Regions from separate parts of the Homo sapiens genome. Here region 2 is linked to region 1. Evidence: read pairs that join two places in POLR2A ChIA-PET (ENCODE). Cell type or tissue: GM12878. All regions are shown on one strand. Each heading gives the region's core, and the rest is flanking DNA. Links, peaks and the distances in the headings are about the cores only.

The links. ChIA-PET counts read pairs that join two places held together with the same protein. Peaks named below come from ENCODE experiments on the same cell type or tissue, not always from the same donor. Only the 100,000 strongest peaks of a DNase experiment are listed, where the experiment ranks them.
Region 2: POLR2A ChIA-PET joins it to region 1 with 12 read pairs; 2 of 35 experiments call an interaction of 5 or more read pairs at or near these places.

Annotation. Positions count from the first base shown.
Region 1 is chr17:67,641,224-67,652,305 of GRCh38, reverse strand. All of the region lies in intron 6 of PITPNC1 (phosphatidylinositol transfer protein cytoplasmic 1), which reads right to left. Among named protein-coding and RNA genes, the nearest start is that of NOL11, 71 kb to the left of the region's middle. RefSeq lists enhancers at 787-866, 1,547-1,706. In GM12878, for the core only: no CTCF peak of the experiment used is centred there; a DNase peak (open chromatin) is centred at 4,665; H3K4me3 peaks cover 779 bases; H3K27ac peaks cover 4,590 bases.
Region 2 is chr17:67,807,005-67,818,574 of GRCh38, reverse strand. No RefSeq gene overlaps it. Among named protein-coding and RNA genes, the nearest start is that of BPTF, 13 kb to the left of the region's middle. In GM12878, for the core only: no CTCF peak of the experiment used is centred there; DNase peaks (open chromatin) are centred at 3,542 and 5,204; H3K4me3 peaks cover 706 bases; H3K27ac peaks cover 2,050 bases.

The DNA of each region.
Region 1 (11,082 bases), core at 1,605-9,604:
CTCCCACCTGGAAGGTGCAAGGAGAAGCCCACAGGAGAGCTTGGTCCAGCTGGGGCTGAGCTTGCATCTTGGAGGCAATCTTATTAGCTGACGTTCACTGAGATATGAAGTCTCCATGATTAATTACACTCTCAATTTGAACCACAAAGGGCAATAGCCAACAGGGGCTTGCCCTGTTAATTGAAATGAGAAGTTTTTGATAAATGCTAAATGAAAAAAGGCTAAGCAGGAACTCCAGCCAGGAATTGCTACATTATGTAACTATAACCCTCAGCCCTAAAATAGGGATGGATGAACAACACATATCACATGTCAGATTTTTTTCTCTCCATCCTGGAACTTCTCCTGAAGACTCCAAGGTGTTGCAGATCTCATTCTCATTCCCCTCCAATGAAAGTAAAGTTTAGCCCTGAATTAATGTAGGATTCCTTGAACTTGAATCTTAAGAGGGATACACATAAAACCAAGGAGCTTTCAAAGCAGCTAGTCCCCAAAGACCACTTATTAAGTGACCCTATTCATATGAAATGCCCAGAAAAGGGAAATCTATGGAGACAGAAAGTAGATCAGTGTGGTTGCTGAGGCTTGGGAGATGGGTGAGGGGAGAGGGTAGGGAGATGATAGCTAAAACATATGAGGTTTCTTTGTGGGGTGATGAAAATGTTTTACATTTGATTGTGGTGAGGTAAACATGTGATTATAGTAAAATCCACTGAACTATACATTCAAAATGGCTGAATTGTATGGTATGTGATCTATATCTCAATAAAGCTGTTTTTTTGGGTTTTTTTTTTAGACGGAGTCTCATTCTGTCACCTGGGCTAGAGAGCAATGGTGCAATCTCGGCTCACTGCAACCACCACGTCCCAAGTTCCAGCAATTCTCCTGTCTCAGCCTCCCAAGTAGCTGGGATTACAAGCACGTGCCAGCACACCCGGCTGATTTTTGTATTTTTAGTAGAGATGGGGTTTCGCCATGTTGGCCAGGCTGGTCTCAAGCTCCTGACCTCAGGTGATCCACCCGCCTTGGCCTCCAAAAGTGCTGGGATTACAGTGGTGAGCTATTGTGCCCAGCCAATAAAGCTGTTTTTTAAAAAAGAGACAAAACTAAGGAGCTTTCAGAATGTGCTGGAGAACTGACCTAAAACTTGACTTAAAAGGTCAACTGCTATGCATCAACTTAAAAAAAAACAAACCAAAACCCTAAATGCAAATCATGCCAGAAGCAGTCAATTCTTGCTTTGTTAGCAGTTAATACCTAAAGTGCTATTTTTAAAGCATTTGCTCTTGGCACTAGAATGCACCGCAAACCCTGAGCGGTTTGTGTTTTTTCTCTGCAAAATGACTCTCTTAAAGGAGTTTGACTCATAAGGTGCATCTGATGTGTAGAAAGGCACTGAAAGGCAGCTGTGGCAAGGGGAATGTTTCTGTTTTGTACCCTTCTCAGTTATAGTTCAGTGCCACAAACACTTGAAACTCATTGCTTTAAGAAGAGGGACGAGGCAAATGAGAAATTTGAGCACATCACACAAAACAATGTAATAGTCCATGGTTTTGGCCAGGCGCCGTGGCTCACACCTGTAATCCCAACACTTTGGGAGGCCAAGGAGGGCGGATCTTTTGAGGTCAGGAGTTGGAGATCAGCCTGACCAACATGGTGAAACCCCGTCTCTACTAAAAATCCAAAAAATTTAGCCAGGCATGGTGGCGCATGCCTGTAGTCCCAGCTACTCAGGAGGCTGAGGCAGGAGAATCGCTTAAACCCGAGAGGCAGAGGTTGCAGTGAGCTGAGATCGCACCACTGCACTCCAGCCTGGGAGACAGAGCAAGGTTCCATCTCAAAAAAAAAAAAAAAAAAAAAAAAAGCCTATGGTTTCTAGCCCCCAGGATGCCTTTTAGGAACTGGGGAGAAGATGAAAGCAAATGAGAACTTGCAAGAGAGGTGGCCAGAGGAAAGTCAAGGAAGGAAGCTGGGAAAAATCACCCTAGGAGCTAACGTTTTCAAGTGCTTGCTCCGTACCAGAGTCTGTGTCAGGCACTTCAGATTCGCTTTCTCATTTCATCCTTGTGATGTAATACAAAATAGATTTGGTTTTTGTCACTGCTTCCTAAGACAATGCTCCAAAAACTCCTGGAATTTCCTGAGTGATGGGGGTGACTTTTGGGATGCATAACAAGCTCCTTCAGATCACATACACAGGTGAGGGGCCCTAGATGGCCTCAAGATGGCTCTGGTCACCAGAAACACCAGGTGATTAGGGGGTTAGAACTTTCAGCCCCATCCACTGACCTCTAGGGAGGGAGGGGGTGCTGGGATTGAGCTCCATAAACGCTTAAACACACTGACCTGCTGGGAGGATGGCACACCCAGAGGGGGCACGGAAGCCCCAAGTCCCCACCCCCCAATACCTCACCTGATGCCTCTCTCCCATTTACCTGCTGCTGAGTCATATCCTTGATAATAAACTGGTAAATCTAAGTAAATGTTTTCCTGAGTTCTGTGAGCCTTTCTAGCAAATTATTGAGCCTGAGGAAGGAGTCGTGGAGACCCCAGATTAAAAAAAAAATTTTTTTTAGTAAAAAAAATAGAGATGGAGTCTCACTCTGTTGGCCAGGCTAGTCTCGAACTCCTGGCCTCAAGTGATCCACCTGCCTTGGCCTCCCAAAGTGCTGGGATTGTAGGAATGAGCCACTGTGCCCGGCCTATAGCCTGTCAGTGAGAAGTGGGGCAGCTTTGTGGGACTGGGATCTGATGCTAACTCCAGATAGACAGTGTCTAATTGAATTGAATTGTTGGACACATAGCTGGTGCTGGAGAATTGAACTGGTTGGAGACACAGAAAACACCCCAGAATTCTCATAAGCAAGCTACTAAAAGTAGCCCACTATTACCTGCATTTTCAATAATGCCCAAGGGGATGCCCCCGTGCTATTCCCAAGCTCACACTCCCATGGTTCCATCTCAGCCCTAGCCATGGGCTCCTTCAAAAACTCCTTTAGAAATTTCCAGATGGGCAGCAGGTGCAATCTCTACGTTCCTCTGCAAGCTTTTGGGGACACTTATTAGTATCACCCAAGTCTTGCAGGATGGCAGCATTGAGGGTGGGCCTGCAAGTTCCCGGCTCAGCAAACAGTCAACTATTTTTTGTGTGTGTGTCAGGGTCTCACTCTGTCACCCAGGCTGGAGTGCAGTGGTGCAATCATGGCTCACTGCAGCCTTGAACTCTTAGGCTCAAGCAATCCTCCCACCTCAGCTTCCTGAGTAGCTAAGACCACAGGCATGTGCCACTGGGCCCAGCTAATTTTTAAAAATATTTTGTAGATGGGCTGTTGCTATATTGTCTGGGCTGGTCTCAAACTCCTGGCCTCAAGTGATCCTCCCGCCTTGGCCTCCCAAAGTGCTGGGATTAGAGCCACTGCACTGGGCCTATAGCCAGCTTTTTTTTGCAGATGCCCCAGCTACTGTAGTTGATTCTCTCAGAATACTACTCCTGTCACATGGGATTGGGGTGAGGCAAGAAGTATACTCCCAATGACTACAAACTCCCCTCCTTCATCTCCACATAGGGCCTAGGGAAGGGGAAGATAGGGGCAACCAGAGCTGTGGGAAGAGGGTCATCTGGGCCACTGGTGATTAGCAGCTGCCTGGTGAATGTGGAGTCCCAATTCCTCTTTGTCCCCAGCTTTGGGCCTGGTTCCCAGTTCCAGAGCAACAAGAGCTGTCTCCCTAACATCCTGTTGCAGAACACTAACCTGTTCCGTTTGGCAATATGAGTATAGTTCAAGGTAACCTCTAATCAAAAGCAATAAGGTCATTCAAGGGCACACTGGAGAGGACCCCACCTTAATACATGAGACAGTGAGAGGCCAAGAACCCAGCTCCTCCCATAAAGGGAGCTTATTAGAACCTGGCTCGGTTTGCAGCCTTTGAACTTGAGGCTGTTCTCCACTCTGATTTTAGCAGTGCTCTTTAGACGAAGGCTATGGGGAGGCATTAACAGCCTGCATTCCTACCGAGGATCTACAATTTGGCCTAGAGATAGCTTAAGTTTATTAAATCAAAAGCTGATAATAGGCTGACAAATATCTCGATGAGTTGCAGCATGCCAACAGTGATCAGCACCAGATTAACTGTCCCTAAGTCTAGCTTGCTCCTTGTGTACTGTATTATTTTGGGAAATTTAGGCCTCCAACTTGTCGAACAGAAACCAGGGTAGAGATGTTCAATAAGCCAATCAGTCTGTAATTTGAAGACAATAAAATATTTCCACTTTTAGATTTCAAACTTATTTGAGCTTCAGAACTCATTTTGTTTCTCCAAATGCACTTTTGGAATCCCAGTATATAAAGCAGGTAAAAGTGATGAGTGGATTCTTCAGGCTGTTTCTCCCTTCACTGTTTGATACAATGTATTTCACTGTTTACCATGCCCGGGAGCACCTTGTGGGGTCCTCAGATCTGTGGAGCAGAACTGAGAGATGAACTGAGGAGGCTTTGAAGTGAGAGAACACATGCCCTGCCCCCAGGTTTGAATTTCAGCTCCAGTAACTACTGTGTGAACCTGGGCAAGTTATTTAACTCTAAGACTATCGTGTGGATGCTAAAGTGAGAAAAGGAATATTTCTGAATTAGGGTCTGTAGATGGGTTCTTTGGTGACTAATGGCTTTTTTTTTTCTTTTTAAAAATAGCTTCCTGGGCTGGGTGTGGTGGCTCACACCTGTCATCTTTGGGAGGCTGAGGCGGGCAGATGGTTAGAGCTGAGGAGCTCGAGACCAGCCTGGGAAACCTAACATGGTGAAACCCCGTCTCTACAAAAAAAAAAAAAAAAAAAAAAAAAAAAACCCAAAATTAGCTGGGTGTGATGGTGTGCACCTGTAGTCCCAGCTACTTAGGGGGCCAAGGCAGGAGAATGGCTTAAACCCAGGAGGTCAAGACAGCAGTGGGTCGTGATGGTGCCACTGCACTCCAGCCTGGGCAACAAAGTGAGACCTTGTGTAAAAGAAAAAAAATAATAAAAGGTTTCTATTCTCTAATGGAGGATGGCTAGTTTTTAGTTTTTGGTTTTTTTTACAGACCCAAGCTGCTTTTGGCCAATCCACTATGTTCTGGAATGTTTGTAAAGAGGAAACTTCTCCCCAAAGATGAGGAGTGGAATTCTATCACATCAGGTAACCAACCGTCTCAAAGGCCCTTCTTTTTCTACATACCAGTCTTTCCCTAAGATCATTTAGTCACTGAGACTCGGGGTTGGGAAGATATATTTAAGAAGGGAACTATTTCTTAGAGTGATTTCCAAAGACAACAGTTGTTTGTACGTCTAGCTTTACCTGAAGGAATCTTACTTGGTGTAGGGGAAGCATAATCTTTGGGGTAGGACACTTTGGGGTTTGAATCCAGGCTTCCTGAAACTTCCAGCCAGTTACTTAGACTCTCTAAGCCTCAGTTTCCTTATCTATAAAATGGAGACAATGTTGGCTGGGTGCAGTGGTGGCTCGTACTTGTAATCCCAGCACTTTGGGAGGCTGAGGCAGGTGGACCACTTGAGCCCATGAGTTTGAGACCAGCCTAGGCAACACTGCAAGATCCCCATCACGACACACCCACACACACACACCCACACACACAAATAGCTGGTGTGGTGGCATGTGCTGGTAGTCAGGAGGCTGTGGTAGGAGGATCGCTTGAGCCTGGAGGGGTGGAGGTTGCGGTGAGCCGTGGTTGCATCACTGCACTCCAGCTTGGGCGACAGTGAGACTCTAAATGGTGGAATTTATTTTTCTCAAAAGTTAGTTCCATACCTTCTAAAACCAGGTTTAGCAATTTTGTGAGAAATTTTCGTTGAAAATTCTAAGGCCCAAGCTAATGAGCTAGTAATTATAAGTCTTTCTCTGGGCCTCTTAATAATAAAAGATGAAGACAAGCACCTTAATAACACTTATTCTTTCTTGGGTATTTTTGGAACAGAAGCTGAACAGTTGTATTTGGAGTCTGAATAACTAGATGTGGAGCAGACAATCGCTCTGTCAGGTCTTATTTCTCAAGGAGAAAAATGCCACCTCAAACATCATAGTCATTGTTGCAGATTCTTAGAGTGCTAAACAAAGAAAGGGCTTGGAGAAGATTTAGCCAGAGGACCTGGTGGACAGCTACCAGAGTCTTTTTTTTGTTTTGTCTTTGTTTTCAGACAGAGTCTCACTTGTTGCCCAGGCTGGAGTACAAATGGTACGATCTCGGCTCACTGCAACATCCACCTCCCAGGTTCAAGTGATTCTCCTGCCTCAGCTTCCAGAGTAGCTGGGACTACAGGCACCCGCCACCACGCCTGTCTAATTTTTGTATTTTTAGTAGAGACAGGCTTTTGCCAGGTTGGCCAGGCTGGTCTCGAACTCTTGGCCTCAAGTGATCCACCCGCCTTGGCCTCCCAAAGTGCTGGGATTACAGGCGTGAACAATCACAGCCGGCCTAGAGTCTTTGGGTGGAGGAAATAAACTTCAATAATGTCAATCTGAAGCCACCCCCAAATCAGAAGCAACTTAGGAAAAAAACTGCACAAACTTATGTTATAATTAACGCTAGTAGCTGTCAAGGAAGACTTTGGATCTGATTCTACAGATGGCGTCAGATTCCCAACAGACAGAACAAAATTCAAAGGCACTGACCTCTCTCACAATCGGGGAATGGGCAGGCTTACAGGCTTACATTGCTAACCCCCCTGCATCCCTCCTCCCCCAAATTAAGTAACAATAAAGTGGTTTAAAACCTTGACCTCAGTAAGTTGAGCTCTCTTAGGCAAAGCTTCCCTATGGTGAATGGATAGTAGATGTGATAAGGCATATTGCTCCCGCAGCCCTTGAGTAACAGACTGGGCCTTCTGAGCTCAGGGGTTGGTCATCTTAACCAGGAGCTCCTCCTCAATGTGTCAATCAAAACAAATCACTTTCTCTTTTTTTTTTTTTTTTTTTCTGAGATGGAGTTTCGCTCTTGTTGCCCAGGCTGGAATGCAATGGCGCGATCTTGGCTCACCGCAACCTCCGCCTTCAGGGTTCAAGTGATTCTCCTGCCTCAGGCTCCCGAGTAGCTGGGATTATAGGTGCCCGCCACCATGCCTGGCTGATTTTTGTATTTTTAGTAGAGATGCGGTTTCTCCGTGTTGGTCAGGCTGGTCTCAAACTCCCGACCTCAGGTGATCCGCCTGCCTCGGCCTCCCAAAGTGCTGGGATTACAGGCATGAGCCACCGCGCCTGGCCAAAACGAAACACTTCCTACCTGTCAAGGCATGAAAAAAGATGGGAAGCTCTGCTCTGAGGCCATTTTCCCAAACCTGGTGCATTTACACACTGATTCTTGGGTCCCAGACCAGTTGAGTCTGGTTGGGTTGGTCTAAGGTGGGACCCGGATATCTCCAGTTTTCAAAACCTCCCTGGGTGATGCTGACCTGATTTGGGAACTCTGTTCTAAGGGCCAAGAAGTTCTGGTGTTTTACTTTAATAAGACTAAAAACAGCAGGGGCTGATGTGGCTGGCCCCAGTTATGAGCAACTTGTGTGGACTCATTGCCTGTTTTCTTGAAAGAACAGAGCAGGGCCAGGTGCATTGGCTCACGCCTGTAATCCCAGCACTTTGGCGAGTGGATCACCTGAAGTCAGGAGTTCGAGAGCAGCCTGACCAACGTGGTGAAACCCTGTCTCTACTAAAAATACAAAAATTAGCTGGGCGTGGTGGCGTGCACCTGTAGTCCCAGCTACTCAGGAGGCTGAGGCAGGAGAATCGCTTGAACCCAGGAGGCAGAGGTTGCAGTGAGCTGAAATTGTGACACTGCCCTCCAGCCTGGGTGACAGAGTGAGACTCTGTCTCAAAAAAAAAAAAAAAAAAAAAAAAAAATTACAGAGGGAAGTTCTCCATGAGATGGAACTGAAGAAGAGCTTGTTGTATCTGTTCACTCCTGGCTGAGAGCCTTGGGCCCTTCAGCTCTTGCTTCCTTCTTTGAAAGTCTTAAATGTTAGTTTTCTATAGTACAGCTGTAAGAAGGCTCGTGGCAGACAGAGATAGCATGGCAATACTGCCTTGGGTACCATCCCGGCACTGCAGTGCCACAGATGGCCCAGACTTGGCACAAAACAAACAGCAAATGTAACTTCTAAGGTTTCTTCGAGGTGAAGTAGCAGAGACACGTGCCATCCGGAATTCAGGTTAAACCATAACAGAGGCAATAACACATTTTTTTTGAAAAGTCTCAGCAGCACAAATGGCTGTAACTTCTGCAGGATCTTGCTGAGCCGGCGGAGGATCCCATGATCCTGAGAGCTGGAGCTATTGGTATCACACCTCTGCTCCTGTTCTCCACTCACACCGACAAGGGAAAAGCGACACGCAAACAAACTCCTGTGACGCCACTCACGGTGGCCACTTTCCAAAGACACATGGTTTCCACGGAGCCACCATTCCTGCAACCCATCTGCAGAGCTCGAAGCCAGGGTCAAAGCAGAGAGAAGGGAACACTTATGAAATGCTTACTGTGTGCCAGGGACTGTGCTGGTCACTTTCCATGCCTTGCCTTTGACGTCATCTCACTTCTCCATCCCATCTGTCCATCTGTCCATTCTTTGGAAGGGAGGGAGGGACTCAGACACAGAATTGATGATGATCAAATGCAGTGGCTGTGACCGCCTGGGAGGCTCCCAGAGCCAGGGCCCTCACCACATTAGGGCTGAATCATCTAGACACAGAGCACACAAGTTGGGAATCCCAATTCATAGGTTCTAGGGGTTATCTTTTGCACAGATCCCTCTATGAAAAGCCCAACTGTTTCTCCCTTCCATGAATGTTTTGCTTGGATGAATTCTTCCCTCCCTGGTCTGTTCCTTTTGGGATATAGGGTGATAGGGTGATTTCCCCAAGGGTTCTTTCTTTCTTTCTTTTTTGAGACAAAGTCTCACTCTGTTGTCCAGGCTGGAGTGCAGTGGCGCGATCTCAGCTCACTGCCACCTCCGCCTCCCGGATTCAAGCAATTCTCGTGCCTCAGCCTCCCTAGTACCTAGGACTACAGGTGCGTGCCGCCATGCCCAGCTAATTTTCGTATTTTTAGTAGACAGGGTTTTGCCATGGTCTCGAACTCCTGACCTCAAGTGATCTGCCTGCCTTGGCGTCCCAAAGTGCTGGGATTACAGGCGTGAGCCACTGCACCTGGCCCCCAAGGGCTCTTTCTATTGATTCAATGACCCACAATGCCACAATCAGCAACTGCACTCCTGGCAGAGACTTAGATTCTCTGCTTTTGATCTGGCATTTAGGAATTCATATGCCTTGATTTTGTTTGACCTACTTGGTCTGGCATTTCACTACCAAATTCAATTGGTAGGATTTGCAACTGCTGCTCTGAACACTGAGTTCTGGGGAACATCATTCATGCCAATTACTGCAGCAGTTTAAATGGTTTTTTTCCCCTTGAAAAATTAAAAAAAAAAATGAAAACTCTTTCTCTAGGATGAAGTTGGGCACTATCATTTTTTGTAGTAATCCCAGTAAAAATGGGGTTTGATCCAAATGCTGAGGTAGCTTCGCATTATTAGGCCAAGAGAACAGCAGTGGCTTTTAAAATCAGCACTAGGCACGGTGCTTCAGCGAGACTTGGCGTCTTATCTTTCCCGGGTTTGGAAGGAATGAGGTCTGAAAAAGAACACCTCATTGTTCCTTGGGAAGTGAGTTGCCATGCCAATTATTGGTCTGAAAATGGTGCAGCCAGGGTTGTTGAGAACTGGACTACTGTTTAACACCTTTTTATTTCCAAATGTTCCTATTCATTAATAAAATCTTATTGTTGTCAAGATGGCTGAGGGCAATTTGTTCATGAAAGGGGGTAGCAGAAGAGGGAAGGATGTAGGTTGATGGATTTGAAGGGTCCTAAACCTCTGGGCACCCAGGAGCTTGCCCTCACCATCCCCACAAGACAGTCAGCCCCTCTGGTGAGGTCACAGGTAGAGTCCCCTTGCACGGTTGCTGATAACCCCTGCTTTTTCTTTTTTCTTGGCCAACGGAATTTTTTATTTTTGGTGACCCCTGCTTTGAAGACTCTCTGCGACCTGCAGAATAAAGTCCAAATTCATTGACTTGGTACTCAATGTTTTTCCCTTGTGCCTCACTGACCCTTGACCATGCACTGAGACTCCTCATTTTCAGCCATTCACTACACTGTCCATTCCATCTCACACATCTTCAGACCTGAGTTTGCTCCCATCCAAGTGTGAGTCAGGGGCAATTTAATGTAGCCGCAGGGTGTGGGCAATTTTGTTATATCTAGGAAAATCTCAACCCATATGTCCATTGACTCAACACTTTCACTTTTAGATTTATTCTACAGAGACGTTAGAACAACTCTCAAAATATATCTATGGCTGTTTCTTGCAGTACCATAATAAGAATGGAAACACCCTAAATGTCCATCAAATGGAGAATGATGTACACATGGCACCACCGTACACTCGCTTATTATTATTATTATTATTATTATTATTATTATTATTATTTTGAGGTAGGGTCTTGCTCTGCTGCCCGGGATCTCAGCTCACTGCAGCAGCCTCCGACTCCTGGGCTCAAGTGATCCTCTTCCCTCAGTCTCCAGAGTAGCTGGTACTCCAGGCATGTGCCATCACACCCGGCTAATTTTTGTATTTTTTATAGAGATGGGGTTTTGCCATGTTGCCTAGGTGGGTCTGGAACTTCTGACCTTAAGCGATCTGCCTGCCTTGGCCTCCCAAAGTGCTGGGATTACAGGCGTGAGCCACTGAACCTGGCCTTCACTGGCATATTATCCGGCCACCTAAAACTCACTAGACAGGCGTGTGCTGCACAGAAAAATGGCAAGCTTATGTGGTTAGTGAAATAATGCATGTTGCGAGATGGTGTGCATAGTGTGAGTTTAGTTTTATAAAATAATACTATTTATGCATTATGTTTAAGTATAAACACCAACTTTAACAGCGATGTCTGTGATGAGGGATCATAGGAGATTTGCTCTGTTTTGTGTTTGTATCATGTCGGAATTTTTTTTACAAGGATCATGTATTAATTTATGAGCAAAAAATAA
Region 2 (11,570 bases), core at 1,511-9,510, 170 kb before region 1:
TGTAATCCCAGCACTTTGAGTGGCTGAGGTGGGAAGAACACTTGAGTCCAGGAGTTTGAGGCTGCAGTGAGCTATGATTGTGCCTCTACATTCCAGCAGTCTGGGCAACTAAGCAAGCCCTTGTCTCAAAAAAAAAAAAAAAAAAAACGAAAAACGAAAAACAAACAAAAAAAAACAGCCACGCAGAGAGAAACCAACCTGATATGATTTAAACTTAGATGAGTTGGGTAATGTGTCACACATCTGCAGTTAAGGCTCAGAAAGTCAGAGGACAGGAACTGATTTATGAAGGAAGTGATTAGCTCTGTGACGTCAGATGGGTCAATCAACCCTGACCGAGCCCCAGTTTGCTCACAAATCAGTTAAGGGGGCTGGGTTAGAACCAGACTTTCCAATACTTTCCACATATATAGCACCCAATGAAAATTAGCAGGGGATATGGAATGTGGTTTAAAACATTTCTTTAAAGAATACAATTGGAATAAAAACAAAATATATATGGAGAAGATATTAAATATTGCATTTGTAACACTTTCCCCAAAAAAGCCCTCTTTTTTTTAATGAGAAATTTGAACTTAAATCCGTATACCTAACTTTTTATTCTGTTTTGCACTCTAAATAGCTCATGTAAGGTAAGTCCTGATTGAGTCTCTTTAACTGATCTGTTTCTTTTTATCTTTCTTTCTTTCTTTTTTTTTTTTTTTAGAAATGGGATCTCATGGCCGAGCGCGGTGGTTCACACCTGCAGTCCTAGCACTTTGGGAGGCCAAGGTGGGCGGATCACAAGGTCAGGAGTTCAAGACCAGCCTGGCCAACATGGTGAAACCCCATCTCTACTGAAAAAAAAAAAATACAAAAATTAGCCAGGCGTGGTGGTAGCGCACTCCTGTAATCCCAGCTGCTGGGGAGGCTGAGGCAGGCGACTCGCTTGACCCCAGGAGGCGGAGGTTGCAGTGAGCCGAGATCACGCCATTGCACTCCAGCCTGGGTGACAGAGCGAGACTCCATCTCAAAAAAAAAAAAAAGAAATAGGAAATGGGATCTCACTCTGTCACCCAGGCTGGAGTGAGTGATGCAGTCACACCTCTCTGCAGCCTCAAACTCCTGGGCTTAATGCATCCTCTCACCTCACCTTCCCAAGTAGCAGGGATTGTAGGCTTGAGCCACCACCCCTGGTGCGTGATCTCCTTAAATGACAAGAAACCATTTGCAACTGTATGTGCTAAAATAATTTAAGCCATCTTTTATAACCAAACATTCACAACAGTGGAAATGATATTTAAGTTATATTTAAAGCTCTTTTGTTTCTTTCATTGACAAATGTCCTTAGAACTTAGAATATTCCGGCTGGGCGCAGTGGCTCACGCCTGTAATCCCAGCACTTTGGGAGGCCGAGGCGGGCGGATCACCTGAGGTCAAGAGTTCGAGACCAGCCTCAACATGGAGAAACCCCGTCTCTACTAAAAATACAAAATTAGCCGGGCGTGGTGGTGCATACCTGTAATTCCAGTTACTGTGGAGGCTGAGGCAGGAGAATTGCTTGAACCCGGGAGGCGGAGGTTGCAGTGAGCTGAGATCGTGCCATTGCACTCCAGCCTGGGCAACAAGAGCGAAACTCCGTCTCAAAAAAAAAAAAAAAAAAAAAAGAACTTAGAATATTCCTTCTGGATTTTAGATCTAATCAAACTTGCCATAGCGAGTATTTCAAAATCATGATGAGGTTCCAGTTGACAGAACACAAATGCATTATTAGGACAATCACTTCACAGCCTGGACATCATTTGTGGTATATTGGCCAAAATTATCCAATACAAACGTATGTGAAGACAGAGTTTCTAAGCTGCCTGCCCCAGAATTCCCAACCCCCATCTCTTAATTAATTAATTAATTAATTATTATTATTATTCTTAGAGATGAAGTCTGGCTCTGTTGCCCAGGCTGGAGTGCAGTGGCGTGATCTCAGCTCACTGCGACCTCCGCCTCCTGGGTTCAAGCGATTCTTCTGCCTCAGCCTCGTGAGTAGCTGGGACTACAGGCACAAGCCACCACGCCCGGCTAATTTTTGTATTTTTAGTAGAGACGAGGTTTCACCATGTTGGCCAGGCTGATCTCGAATTTCTGACCTCAAGTGATCCGCCTGCCTCAGCCTCCCAAAGTGCTGGGATTATAGGCATGAGCCACCGCACCCAGCCCTCATCTCTTTCTCTCCTCTCTCTCTCTCACACACGTACACACACACACACACACACACACACACACACACACACACTCTGACACCTTCCTGCACATTGGATCGTTCCTTATACTTCTTGGGCTCCTGAGATAAACTCTTCTAGCATCTTCGTGGGTCCCTTGTCTACGCAGGCAATAATGTGCTATGCAACTGAATGCCAATGGTGGGCTCCTGCCCACCATCAGACCCCACCCTCTTAAGCCCGTCAGGGGATGAGGTTGTCATGAACAAAGTGGATCAGAGGCTGCGTACACCCTGAGAGCTTGGAGGATGAATATCTATCCCCACCCACCTCTTATCCTATTCACTGTGTATCAGTCTATAGCTCTCCAATCAGGAAGGTCTAGATTAGATCATCTCTAAGGTTCCTTCCAATACTGATCTCTATGATTATGATCTGGCTATTGCTCCTATTTAAGTGCGCTGAATTTGGGTTATTGACAAGATAATGAGGTGGAAATGTCCAAGAGACAGTTTGAAATGTAGACTGGGCTGAACGAAGTGGCTCACACCTGTAATCCCAGTACTTTGGGAGGCCAAGACGGCAAGATCACTTGAGGTCAGGAGTTCTAGACCAGCCTGGGCAAAATGGTGAGACCCCCTCTCTACAAAAAGTATAAAAATGAGCCAGGTGTAGTGGCACGTGTCTGTAGTCCCAGCTACTCAGGAGGCTGAGGTGGGAGGATCACCTGAACCCAGGAGGCAGAAGTTGCAGTGAGCCAAAATCACACTGCTTGCACTCCAGCCTAGGTGACAGAGTAAGACCCTGTCTCAAAAAAAAAAAAAAAAAAAAAAAAGGAAAAAGAAAGAAAAAAATGTAGACTGAAGCTCTGGAAGGATTGAAGCTGGGGGTATAAATTGGGAACCAGTCTCATTGAGATGAAAATTGCAGCCAGCAGACTATTTATCTATTTATTTTGAGACAGAGTCTCACTCTGTCACACAGGCTGGAGTACAGTGGCGCAATCTTGGCTCATTGCAACCTCCGCCTCCCTGGTTCAAGCAATTCTCCCGCCTCAGCCTCCCCAGGGGGCTGAGATTACAGGCATGCGCCACCATGCCCAGCTAATTTTTGTATTTTTAGTAGAGATGGGGTTTCACCATGTTGGCCAGGCTGGTCTCAAACACCTGACCTCAAGGGATCCACCCCCTTTGGCCTCCCAAAGTACTAGGATTACAGGCATGAGCCATTGTGCCCAGCCTCAGACTAAACTATTATAAAAGAGAAAGCAGAGAGACTAAGAGCACCTCATATATACCCTGGGGAATCACCTACATTTCAGAGCTGGAAGGAGAGAAGGAGTGGTCTACTTGATGATATGAAGCATGATCAATCAGTATCACTACTAGCTTTAGGGTGAAGGCATAGCCAAATTGGAAACTGGACAAATTTCAGAAACTATGCACCAAAACTTACAAACCTCAAATCCTAGTTTTCTTCCTATCTCTTTGGCCACTCCCGTTAGTCCTCAGCTTCTTTTTTGTTTTTCTTTTTTTTAGACAGAGTCTTGCTCTGTTGCACAGGCAGGAGCACAATGGTGCAATCTCTCCTCACTGCAAGCTCCGCCTCCTGGGTTCACGCCATTCTCCTGCCTCAGCCTCTCAAGTAGCTGGGACTACAGGCACCCGCCACCATGCCCGGCTAATTTTTTTGTATTTTTTTAGTAGACATGGGGTTTCACTGTGTTAACCGGGATGGTCTCGATCTCCTGACCTCGTGATCCACCCGTCTCGGCCTCCCAAAGTGCTGTGATTACAGGCGTGAGCCACCACGCATGGCCCACACCCAGCTAATTTTTGTATTTTTAGTAGAGACGGGGGTTTCACCTTGTTGGCCAGGGTGGTCTTGAACTCCTGACCTCAGGTGATCCGCCTGCCTCAGCCTCCCAATGTGCTGGGATTACAGGTGTGAGCCTGTAATTTGTATTTATTTATTTACTTGAGACAAGGTCTTGCTCTGTCGCCCTGGCTGGAGTGCAGTGGCGTGATCATGGCTCACTGCAATCTCAACTTTCTGGGTTCAAGCAATCCCCCCACCTTAGCTTCCTGAGTAGCTGGAACTACAGGCTCTCACTACCACACCTGGCTACTTTTTTTATTTTTAATAGAGACAGGTTTTGCCATGTTGGCCAGGCTGGTCTCGAACTCCTGGCCTCAAGTGATCTGCCTGCCTCGGCCTCCCAAATGCTGGGATTACAGGTGTAAGCCACTAGGCCCGGCCTCAGTTTCTTTAATGGACTGACTTACCTCCGCAGATTGGCTCAAATGTCATTACCCTCAGGCTTCTCTCCTGTTTACAGGTCTCTTGGACCACCCAGTCCAGTCTCATGATACTTGCCACCCAATATGCTCATGTTTCCCAAACCAGCAACTCTTGTCTAGACCCACGCTCTAATTAGCTGTTTCTCAAGCAACGTTTTGACTGGTTTTGTTTTTGTTTTTGTTTTTTTGCTTCCCTGGTACCTGGGATAAAAGTCCCCTGAATTAAAACATGAATATTCACCTCACCCAGTCCTCTGGGAGGTTCACCAGTCCCTGTTTTGGGAAGAATGGAGCTGAGCTCTAGCTGAGAAAAAAAACTCCATTCGGTGATCTAAAAATTTTGCAGCTTGGAAGTGCAAAAAAAAAAAATTGCAGCTTTGCACAGTGAGTCAGGGTGACCAACTTCTCCTAGTTTGCCAAAGAGTTTCCCAGTTTTAGTACTAAAAGTCCCAAATCCCAGGAAACCTCTCAGTCCCAGGCAAACCGGGTGGTTTGGTCAACCCCACAGGGAGGTGTTCTTTATGAGGCGTGGCAAGGGTGAAGGCTTGGCAAAGGGTGGCTGTGCCCATCAAACACAGACAGTTTATGAATACTTGAGTGGGTGGGACATACACTTTTAACTATTCCCTAGGGCCCCCAGCGCCTTCGCAGAGGTCCAGAAGAGCAGGTGGGGGCAATGGGGCAGTGAAATTTGGGTAAAAGGCTAATGTGACCTCATTTAAAACCGCAGGCTGGAGAGGCCCAGGGACTTTGGGTATCTATTTGCATAGCCAAGATCACACCAGATTCACATTTTATCTAGTACTTTTTGTATCTGTGACTCTGCCAGACATTGTTACAGTTTAACAGCTACATAATACTCCATCAAGAGAATATTTAGACTGGGCGTGGTGGCTCACACCTGTAATCCTGGCCTTTTTGGGAGGCCGAGGCGGATAGATCACTTGAGATCAGGAGTTTGAGACAAGGCTGGCCAACATGACAAACCCCATCTCTACTAAAAATACAAAAATTAGCCACATGTGGTGGCTCATGCCTATAGTCCCAGCTACTCGGGAGGCTGTGGCACAAGAATTGCTTGAACCCATAAGGTGGAGGTTACAGTGAGTTGAGATTGCACTCCAGCCCGGGCGATAAAGTGAGACTCTGTCTCAAAAAAAAAAAAAGAAGAAGAAGAAGAGGATTTTCAGTTTGTTCCAGAAATGTTCCTATTATAAATACATCTTTGTGCTTAAAGTTTTTTCTTTTCCTATATTTAAGATTTTTTTTCAGGCTAGATGCAGTGGCTCATGCCTATAATCCCAGCATTTTGGGAGGCCAAGGCAGGAGGATTGCTTGAGGCCAGGAGTTCGAAACTAGTCTGGTCAACATAGGGAGACCCTGTCTCTAAAAACTATGTTTAAAAAAACTTAGCCACACATGGTGGCATGCCCCTGTAGTTCCAGCTACTTGGGAGGCTGAGGAGGGAAGATCACTTCAGCCCAACTGTTCAAGGTTGCAATGAATGAGCTATGATTGCATCACCGTACCCCAGCCTGGGTGACAGAGCAAAACCCTGTCTCTTAAAAAATAAAAATATACGGCCAGGCACAGTGGCTCACTCCTGTAATCCCAACACTTTGGGAGGCCGAGGCAGGCGGATCACCTGAGGTCAGGAGTTCAAGATCAGCCTGGGCAATATGGTGAAACCCCGTCTCTACTAAAAATACAAAATTAGCTGCACGTGCCTGTAATCCCAGCTACTCGGGAGGCTGAGGCAGGAGAATCGCTTGAACCTGGGAGGCAGAGGATGCGGTGAGCCGAGATCATGCCATTGCACTCCAGCCTAGGCAACAAGAGTAAATCTCCACCTCACCAAAAAATAAAAATAAAAAATAAAATAAATAAAAATATACATTTTTTTTCAGTACTAATTTGGAAGTACCATTATGTGCCAGAGACAGGGCTAAGCACTTTATGTGCATTATTTCCTTTAAATTTCACCATAGATAACCCTCTGGAGTAGGTAGTATTTTCCCCGGGTAGACACTAGTGCTCAGAGGATATGTAATTTTCCCAATGCCACACAGCTACTGCATGATGAAGCCAAGATTTGAAATCAACACCACCACTTACTTTCAAAATATGTTGATGGTGAATTTTGGTTTGTTTACGGCTGTGTCATCTTTTGCCTGGCTTTGCTCTACTGAGCCACCACTGAGTCTTGTATATGTCTCTCTTTATTTTTGGTTATGTGCACTGCCCCAGTGACCACTCGTGTCTCTCTTTAGCACCTCTCCCACTGTGTTGAAGTTGCTTGTTTACACTTCCGCTCCACCTACAAGTGGAGGGTAGAACTGCATTTATTCATCTTTTTCCAACACATCTAGCAAGATATAGTAGAGACTCAAGAGAAATTTGTTGTTGAACATATAAAAGGAGAACTCCAGGCCAGGCGCAGTGGCTCACGCCTCTAATCCCAGCACTTTGGGAGGCCGAGGCAGGTGGATCACCTGAGGTCAGGAGTTCGTGACCAGCCTGGCCAACGTGGCGAAACCCTGTCTCTATTAAAAATACAAAAATTAGCCAGGCATGGTGGCATGCACCTGTAATCCCAGCTACTCAGGAGGCTGAAGCAGGAGAATCGCTTGAACCCAGGAGGCAGAGGTTGCAGTGAGCTGAGATCATGCCACTGCACTCCAGCCTGGGTGACAGAGTGAGGCTCCATCTCAAATAAATAAATAAATAAATAGGCCGGGCACGGTGGCTCATGCCTGTAATCCCAGCACTTTGGGAGACCGAGGTAGGCGAATCACGAGGTCAGGAGTTTGAGAACAGCCTGGCCAATATGGTGAAACCCCGTCTCTAATAAAAATACAAAAATTAGCCAGGCATGGTGGCGGGCGCCTGTAGTCCCAGCTACTCGGGAGGCTGAGGCAGGAGAATCGCTTGAACCAGGGAGGTGGAGTCTGCAATGAGCCAAGATCACACCACTGCACTCCAGCCTGGGCGACAGAGCGAGACTCCATCTCAAAAAAAAGAAAAAAAAATACAAAAAATTAGCTGGGCGTAGTGGGGTGCCTGTAATCCCAGCTACTGGGGAGACTGAGATAGGAGAATCGCTTAAACCCAGGAGGCGGAGGTTGCAGTGAGCCAAGATCTCGCCATTGCACTCTAGCCCAGGTGACAGAGCGAGACTCCGTCTCAAAAAAAAAAATAACTAAAATAAAAATAAATAAACAAAAGGAGAACTCCAGTGGTTGAGAGTGAAGGGAAGGATTATTTCAGAATTGAGGAGACTGGAACTGCTGGATGAGTGAGGGTTGACAGTCTTATAGGTATTCAAAGAAGGTGGCATTACCAGAAGTCAGGCAGGAACTGAGTCAGGTAGGCAAGGCGTTCTGGACTTTGAGAATGGAGGAAGCAATTTTGGGCAGTAGGAATTTTCATGGAATGCCTTCCCTTACTCACTCAACAAATATTTATTGAGTGCCTACTGTATGCTGGTAGGTGTACAATGAATGCTACTTTGGATGAGGTCAAGGGGGAAGGCTTCTGTAAGGAGGTGACATTTGAGCTCAAACTTGAGTATATAAGAAGTGGTCAATGTGAAGAACTGGAGAAGAACATTCTGAACAGAGTGAATTCAGCTTGCTTGGGAAACAATGGGAAGACAAAATGTTTGGGGGCCAGCTCTGTGATCCTGGGCAGGTCTCTTTTGAGACAGAGTCTTGCTTGCTCACCCAGGCTGAAGTGCAGTGGTGCAATCTCGGCTCACTGCAACCTCCACCTCCCAGGTTCAAGCGATTCTCCTCCCTCAGGCTATGGAATAGCTGAGATTACAGGTGTACACCACCACACCAGGCTAATTTTTGTATTTTTAGTAGAGATGAGGTTTCACCATGTTGGCCAGGCTGGTCTTGAACTCCTGACCTCAAGTGATCTACCTGCCTCAGCCTCCCAAAGTGCTGGGATTACAGGCAAGAGCCACCACATCCAGCCTGGGCAGGTTTCTTGACCTTGGTCTTCTCATCTGTAAAATGGAATGTACCCACCCACCTCATAGAGTTTAATAAAATGAGCATTAAATGAAATAATGAATATAAAGAGCTTAGCGTGGTGCCTGAAACCTAGTAAACAATAAAGGTTAGTGGTAGTAAAAATTATGAATTTATTCTTTACTATTTTATTAATAGAACACTTAGGAATGTATGGATAGTCACATGGTATAGTTCAATGTAAATACTCTGGAATCAGATCTGGATTTAGTCCCAGGGATACTGCATACTGTTATAATTTGCATATGTAGATATATATACATATACATATATATGTATTTTTTTTTAACCTCTCTGAGTCTTAGTTTTTTCAGCTATTAAATGAAGGTAAATATAGAACTTATTAAAGGTTGGGCGCGGTGGCTCACGCCTGTAATCCCAGCACTTTTGGGAGGCCGAGGCGGGCGGATCATGAGGTAGGAGATCGAGACCATGCTGGCTAACACAGTGAAACCCGGTCTCTGCTAAAAATACAAAAAAATTAGCCGGGCGTGGTGGCAGGCGCCTGTAGTCCCAGCTACTTGGGAGGCTGAGGCAGGAGAATGGCGTGAACCCGGGAGGCAGAGTTTGCAGTGAGCCGAAATCGCGCCACTGCACTCCAGCCTGGGAGACAGAGCAAGACTCTGTCTCAAAAAAAAAAAAAAAAGACCTTATTGCATAGGATTATTTTAAGGATTCGATGAAATAATACACGTAATATATTTAACTTGGGGACCTGATAACATGGGAAACTCTCAAAATTTTTATCTTTTAATTGTCATTTAAGCTTGCAGGGATTTTATTTATTTTGTTTATTTTTTATAATCTATTTATTGTAGAGATGAGGGTCTCACTATATTGCCCAGGCTGATCTTGAACCCCTGGACTCAAGTGATCCTCCTGCCTCAGCCTCACAAAGTGCTGGGCCTGCAGGTGTGAGCCACCGCACCTGGCTAAGAGATTTTATTTTTATTAATTGATTGATTGAGATGGAGTCTCGCTCTGTCACCCAGGCTGGAGTACAATGGCAAGATCTCAGCCCACTGCAACCTCCGCCACTCAGTTCAAACGATTCTCCTGCCTCAGCCTCCAGAGTAGCTGGGATTACACGTGTGCACCACCACACCCAGCTAATTTTTGTATTTTTAATAGAGATGTGGTTTCACCATGTTGGCCAGGCTGGTCTCAAACTCCTGACCTCAAGTGATTCACCTGCCTTGGCCTCCCAAAGTGCTGGGATTACAGGCGTGAGCCACCATGCCTGGCCTGGCTAAGAGATTTTAAATCCTCTCATCCTCCTAGAAAGAATACCATCAGTTCATGTCAACCCAGAGCCCATCTCTGACTTACTCTTTAACATTTTGTTAGTTATGTGAATAATTCTCCTGTTTGTACCAATATAACCTTAGATGTGTTTTTTGGTTGTTGTTTTTGAGACTGAGTCTCCCTCTGTTGCCCAGGCTGGAGTGCAGTGGCATGATCTTGGCTCACTGCAACCTCCGCCTCCCGGGTTCAAGCGATTCTCCTGCCTCAGCCTCCCAAGTAGCTGGGATTACAGGCACCTGCCACCACACCCAGCTAATTTTTGTATTTTTAGTAGAGATGAGGTTTCACCATGTTGGCCAGGCTGGTCTCCAACTTCTGACCTCAAGTGATCTGCCTGCCTCAGCCTCCCAAAGTGCTGGGATTACAAGCATGAGCCACCACGCCCTGCCCTTAGATGTTTGTGCTTTGCATATACACATATGTGTATAGATACACATATATGTATTTTTTTTAGATAGAGTCTCCTCTCAGGCTGGAGTGCAGTGGCGTGATTCCGACTCATGGCAACCTCCACCTCCCGGGTCAAGTGATTCCCCTGCTTCAGCCTCCTGAATAGCTGGGATTACAGGCGCCTGCCACCATACCCGGCTAAGTTTTGTATTTTCAGTAGAGATGGGGTTTCACCATTTTGGCCAGGCTGGTCTCGAACTCCTAAACTCAGATGATCCACCCACCTCGGCCCCTCAAAATGCTGGGATTACAGGTGTGAGCCACCACACCTGGCCAAAGTATATTCTTTTGATTTTAAAAATTAAAATATTATAAAATTAAAACCCAAACCACAATGAGATGCCACTTCACATTCACTAGCATGACTGTAATTGTTTTAAAAAAATAAAAATAAAAAGTGTTGGAGAGGATTTGGGGAAATTGGAACCATTATATATTGTTAGCGAGAATGTGAAACCATGTAGCACTGTGGAAAATGCTTTGGCAGTTACTCAAAAAGTTAAACTTAGAGCTACCATATGACCCACTAATTCTATTGATACATATATAGTCAAAAGAATTGCAAACAAATGGTCATGCAAAAACATACATACATATGTATACAGCAGCATTATTCTCAATGACCAAAGGGTGGAAACAGCCTACATGTGCATTAACTGATGAATGGATAACCCAAATGTGATTGATCCATGTAACAGATATATTATTCAGCCTTGAAAGGAAGGAAATTCTGACGCATATTACAACATGGAGAACCCTTGAGGGCATTATGCTAAGCGAAATAAGCCAGTCACCAAAGGACAAATACTGTGTGATTCCACTTATATGAGGTACCTAGAGTGGTCAAATTCATAAAGACAGAAAGTAGGCCGGGCATGGTGGCTCACACCTGTAATCCCAGCACTTTGGGAGGCCGAGGCAGGCGTATCACGGCATCAGGAGTTCAAGACCAACCTGGCCAACATAGTGAAACCCTGTCTCTACTAAAGATACAAAAAAATTAGCTGGGTGTGGTGGCAGGCGCCTGTAATCCCAGCTACTCAGGAGGCTGAGGCAGGAGAATCACTTGAATCCGGGAGGCGGAGCTTGCAGTGAGCTGAGATCCCGACATTGCACTCCAGCCTGGGTGACAGAGCGAGACTCTGTCTCAAAAAAAAAAAGGACAGAAAGTAGAAGGGTGGTTACCATGGGCCGGGAGAAGGAGAGAATGGGGAGTTAGTGTTTAATAGGTACAGAGGTTCAATTTGGGAAGATGAAAAAGTTCTGGAGATTGGTTGTACAAC